Linked DNA regions of Homo sapiens: region 2 is linked to region 1. Evidence: read pairs that join two places in POLR2A ChIA-PET (ENCODE). Cell type or tissue: A673. All regions are shown on one strand.

What was found. ChIA-PET counts read pairs that join two places held together with the same protein. Peaks named below come from ENCODE experiments on the same cell type or tissue, not always from the same donor. Only the 100,000 strongest peaks of a DNase experiment are listed, where the experiment ranks them.
Region 2: POLR2A ChIA-PET joins it to region 1 with 12 read pairs; 2 of 35 experiments call an interaction of 5 or more read pairs at or near these places.

Annotation. Positions count from the first base shown.
Region 1 is chr1:176,693,772-176,696,271 of GRCh38, reverse strand. It overlaps PAPPA2 (pappalysin 2), which reads right to left. Exons shown (of 23, transcript NM_020318.3): 7 at 413-534. Among named protein-coding and RNA genes, the nearest start is that of PAPPA2, 230 kb to the right of the region's middle. In A673, no CTCF peak of the experiment used is centred here; no DNase peak of the experiment used is centred here.
Region 2 is chr1:178,047,518-178,050,017 of GRCh38, reverse strand. No RefSeq gene overlaps it. Among named protein-coding and RNA genes, the nearest start is that of CRYZL2P-SEC16B, 11 kb to the right of the region's middle. RefSeq lists a silencer at 1-99. In A673, no CTCF peak of the experiment used is centred here; a DNase peak (open chromatin) is centred at 1,287.

The DNA of each region.
Region 1 (2,500 bases):
GGTGTGTTTCCTGATGCAGAGGAGTAAGAGGTCAGCTTACACTGTCACATGGCACGGCTACTCCAAGGACCAGTAGGCACACGTAACACTACACCTCCCAGCTATCTCACCCTGAAGTCACACCCTGAGTTCAGCTGACTTCTCCATCCTTCTGTCCTATATGCTGGTCTCTGCTTTACCACAGCCATGGGGCCTCCATGTTAGGCACATATGGAACATTCTGCACACAGCGGCACCAGGCAGCTCCAAAAGATATCCAGCAAAACACACACACACACACACACACACACACACACACACACACATACACATACATTGCCTTTTTGTCACCATGTCACTACTCCACTCTTTACCTCCACCCCCATCCTCAGTGGTCACCAGGGTATAAAGAAAAAATGTCATGGTACTTTACCCACAGCCTCCTCTGGGGTCCAATAACCTGAGGAGTCACACACCCGCCGGGAGGAAGCTGTGTGCACATACTGACGAAAGGTCCCATCTTCAGTGCAAGCGCCACACAAGCTGCCTGAGGCCCTGGGGAGATAAAGGGATGGAGATGGGAGATGAGGAGAGTCCATCAGATGAGTTGGGATAAGAAAATTAGAAAGACCTTTGTGTGGGGAGGGCAGGGGTTGATGGTTAGTAAGGACCTAGAGAGTAACTAAGAACAACTGTATCTCAATCGTTTTTTCTTGTGTGGACCTCATCTTTGCAAAATTCAGTGACATGAAAATTTCAAGATCATGAAGCAGAAAAAATTAACTAAGTCATAAAAGAGGCCTGTGGAGATGAAAGTGGGCATTTTCTGTCCTAGGAACAGTAAACAACAAACAATTAAAATCTGAATCTTTCAACATAAAACTCCCTTCTACATTGACTCTCAAGTCATTCAAAGGCTCCTTGAATTTCCCCACTAAAACAGGCAATAATTTCCCACATAAACTTATTAGCCATATGTGTCCTTATGTTTTAAGCTCCCTACTTTAAATCACTTACATAAAATAAAAGTCAGGTGAAATGTAATGTCTCTTGGCTCACCATTGCCCTTGGAGATATATCCAAATTATTTATCACGTCTCAAGGCCCTTCACAAGCTAGCTCCAGCCTCACCTACTGCAGTTCCTTTCTGAGATTTATATTTCCAGCGCAATGAACAGATCACCATTCCACAAATACATCATGCCTTTGAGCTGTTCTCTCTGCTGCCAAACAGCCTTTCCAAGCTTCTCTGTTTAGCAAACTCCTACTTACCCATCAAGAACCATTCAAATGTAAACTCTGCAGTAGCACTTAGCCTCTCTCCTCTGAGTGACCAGTACTCCCTTCTCTGTGCACCCACTGCACCTGCTGGATCCTCTCTTAGGGCTCTGCTATGCGGTGTTGAGAATTTCCATTCACATTCTTTCCTCTCTTTTGCCTGTGAGCCAGTCCAGACCAAGCTCTATTCTGATTTATATTTCCAACAGGATTGGACCCAGCAGTCCCTCTGTGAATGCTTGTTTTATGGATATCCATGACGTGATTAATACAGTTTATGAAAGTTCTACAAGTACTATAACTGAGGTAACTGGAAGAGGTAGACACAATAATAGCTACATAATAATGGTAAGTCACTTCAAGGGGCTTGCCTCTGATGCTTAGAATCTTTTTAGAAGCCCACTTGTGAATGACGCATCTGAAAACGGAGGCATCAAGTCAGGGTCTCAATAACATCTTGTAATATGCCAGAAAAATAGTATTATAAAATAAAGGTAGTGATTATGACAGCTGCTCCCATTTCTGAAGTACCTCACATAACTGGCATTGTGCCGCTGTGTCGTGCTTTTCATAAATGATTTCTAATTCCTGTAATAACCTTATGTTTACAAATGAGAAAACTCAGGCTCAGAGAGGTTAAGTAAATTGCCTAAGGTCACAACAAGTTCCTTAATTCCTTTGAGCAAGTTCCCAAACACCATTGAGCGTCCAGTACTTTGGAAACTAAAAGGTGTAGTTAAGATCCAACCTCTGACTCCAATCAGCACTCACTTCTAACATGAACAAAACTCCAAAGCTCATTCCTCTGATGCACTTGGCCCTTCCGTGGCTGCTGCTAAGTGCGTAGCTGGGGCTCTTCTCTGACATAAGGGTTCCAAATACCTGCTGGGGTGGAGTAAACACAACTCCAAGCATGACACAAATTGCTGGCCATGTGACGTGAGTCCCCCTGACACACATGTTGGGAGGTCTCAAAACTGCAGTCCACCTAGCTGAGAAAAGGAAGCAAACTGCAGGTTTTTCTGCCAACAGACTCTCAGCACGCCCGTACTGATGTCTGCTTTATCGTAACGTTTGTACCAGAGAGAGAATTCAAAGATTAAATTGTTTACATGTGTTACATAAACGGATGTAAAACTCTGGTTTGCACACACCCACAGAGGACTTGCTGTTCAGGCAGTTCGACCAAAGCTGCACAAGGTCACACTTGCAGGAAGATGATTCTCACACACATCACACAGAT
Region 2 (2,500 bases), 1.4 Mb before region 1:
TTTAGTAGAGACAGGTTTTCTCCATGTTGGTCAAGCTGGTCTCGAACTCCCGACCTCAGGCGATCCGCCTGCCTCGGCCTCCCAAAGTGCTGGGATTACAGGCGTGAGCCACGGCTCCCAGCCTATTATGCCTCTTTTTTTTTTTTTTTTTTTTTTTTTTTTTGTGAGATGGAGTCTCACTGTCACCCAGGCTGGAGTGCAGTGGCCTGTTATCAGCTCACTGCAACCTCTGCCTCCTGGGTTCAAGCAATTATCCTGCCTCAGCCTCCTAAGTAGTTGGGTTTACAGGCACGCACTACCATGCCCAGCTAATTTTTTATTTTTAGTAGAGATGGGGTTTTACCATGTTGGTAGGGCTGGTCTTGAACTCCTGACCACGTGATCCACCTGCCTTGGCCTCCCAAAGTGCTGGGATGACAGGCATGAGCCACTGTGCCTGGCTTATTATGCCTCTTTTAAAGATGTGGAAATGGAGGCTCAGAGAAGTTAGATAACTTTAACAAGGTCACAGTGAGTAAGTAGCTAACCCAGGAATTAAACATAGTTACATCTTAATCCAAAGCCCAAATTTTCACTTCGCTATGCTGTCGTTGGAATTATCTACAATGCTCACAGCTTAGCTGTGGGGGTAAATAGATAAATACCACCTGAACATTGAGATTAGCAAGCTACTACAGGTTGGTACAAAGTTCTTTGGAGTGACATATGGAAGGGAATAATTTGTTCCCTTTGGGGGAGGTGGGAGATGGAAGAGCTTCATAAGGTTGCCAGAATGCTTGGGAATTTGTCAACTGAATTAATAATGATGGTTCAAGGTGGAAGACAGTTCCCTGCATCTAATCCTGGTGGTTGGTTTTAAGGGCCACAACAGCCATTGCCCAGGTCACTACTGCTTCCAAGTTGGCCCATCTGGGTGCCAGGAATGCAGCCCAAATGCCTGCTGGTACCTGCTTAAGTGATGACTGGTAACCAGGCAACCCTGTCAGCACATTGTTTCATTGAAATCATATTTGTGAGTGTGTGAATATGAAAACAACTTTACATAATCACAGTTTTAATCTTGCACAATATACTTTACATTTAAATGAAATAAGTGTATTTTCAAGCTTATGGCTATATGGAATAGTGCAGCAACCCCTAATTATGTGTTAGCTTCTCTTCCTGCTCTTGTCCCTTAACTACAGGCATCCCTGGAGGCTGCTTTCTGTATTCTCTCCTCCAGGGAATTAATCTATTTTCTAGGCTTGAATGACTGTAAAATTCCTATAAAATGAGGCTTAAAACTGCAAGCAAAGCATTGCTTTAAAATATATTGTATAATACCTTCTTTGTCTGCTCTTGGGGGTATTTGTCAGGGAAAGCACAGTAGGCAGCCGGATACTGTTGTAGGGGCTCTGGTACCAGGCAATTAGGATGATTCTAAACTGCTCCATTTCCCAGCTATGTGGCCTTGGGCAAGTTACTTGGCTTCCTTAAGCCTACATTCCTGATCTATAAAAGAGCAAAAATAATAGTATCTTAGTCATAGAACTATTGGGTGGATTAATGAAATCATGCAAAAGCACTTAGTGACTGGTTTGTTAGAAAAAACCAGTAAGTGCTACTGTTTATTTACATATTTACCTACTTGTTTATTTTTGTTAGAGACAGGGTCTCTCTCTGTTGCCCAGGCTGGAGTGCAGGGGCACAATCATGGCTCACTGCAACCTTGAACTCCTAGGCTCAAGCGATTCCCTCTCCTCAGCCTTTCTAGTAGCTGGGACTTCAGGCGCATGTCACCATGTCTGGCACTAATTTTTCTATTTTTTTTTTTCATAGAGGTGGGGGGTCTCACTATGTTGCCCAGGCTGGTCTCAAACTCCTGGCCTCAAGTGATCCTCCTGCCATGGCCTCCCAAAGTGCTGGAATTATAGGTGTGAGTCACCATGCCCAGCCAGTGCTACTTGTGATGATTATTATTACTCTCATGGTTAGCAGGGTGAACAAATTTGGGTGACAGTGATTTGAAACCTATGAAGCACTATAAAAATGTGAAATATTATCACTATTATGGATACTGCTGAGGAGTGAGATCTAAACAGCATGGTATTAAGAGCAGTGAACAGGAAGTCAGGAAAGCCAGATCCCAATGCTACTCCTGTCACTAATCAGCAGTGTGACCTTGGGCCAGTCTCTCCCCTAACCTCAGGTTTTTTTACTTGTAAATAAAGTGGTTTGATTAGATTATCTCGAAGACCCATTCCAGCTCCGAAATTCTATGATTCCATGACTTTTGGAGCAAATAACTTATGTAGAAATCTTATACATTTCCTGGAATAGAGTAGGTCAATATACATTATATATTAATGGCCAAAGTACATTTCTGAAGTTGATAAAAGTTAACACCAATTGCAACAATCAGAAAGAGCATTCCTAGGGGAATGCAGTGAAAAAGCAAACTACTCCTACCCACCTTAGGAATTTTGAAGGACATCATTGTGGCAGAAGAGAATTTATATCT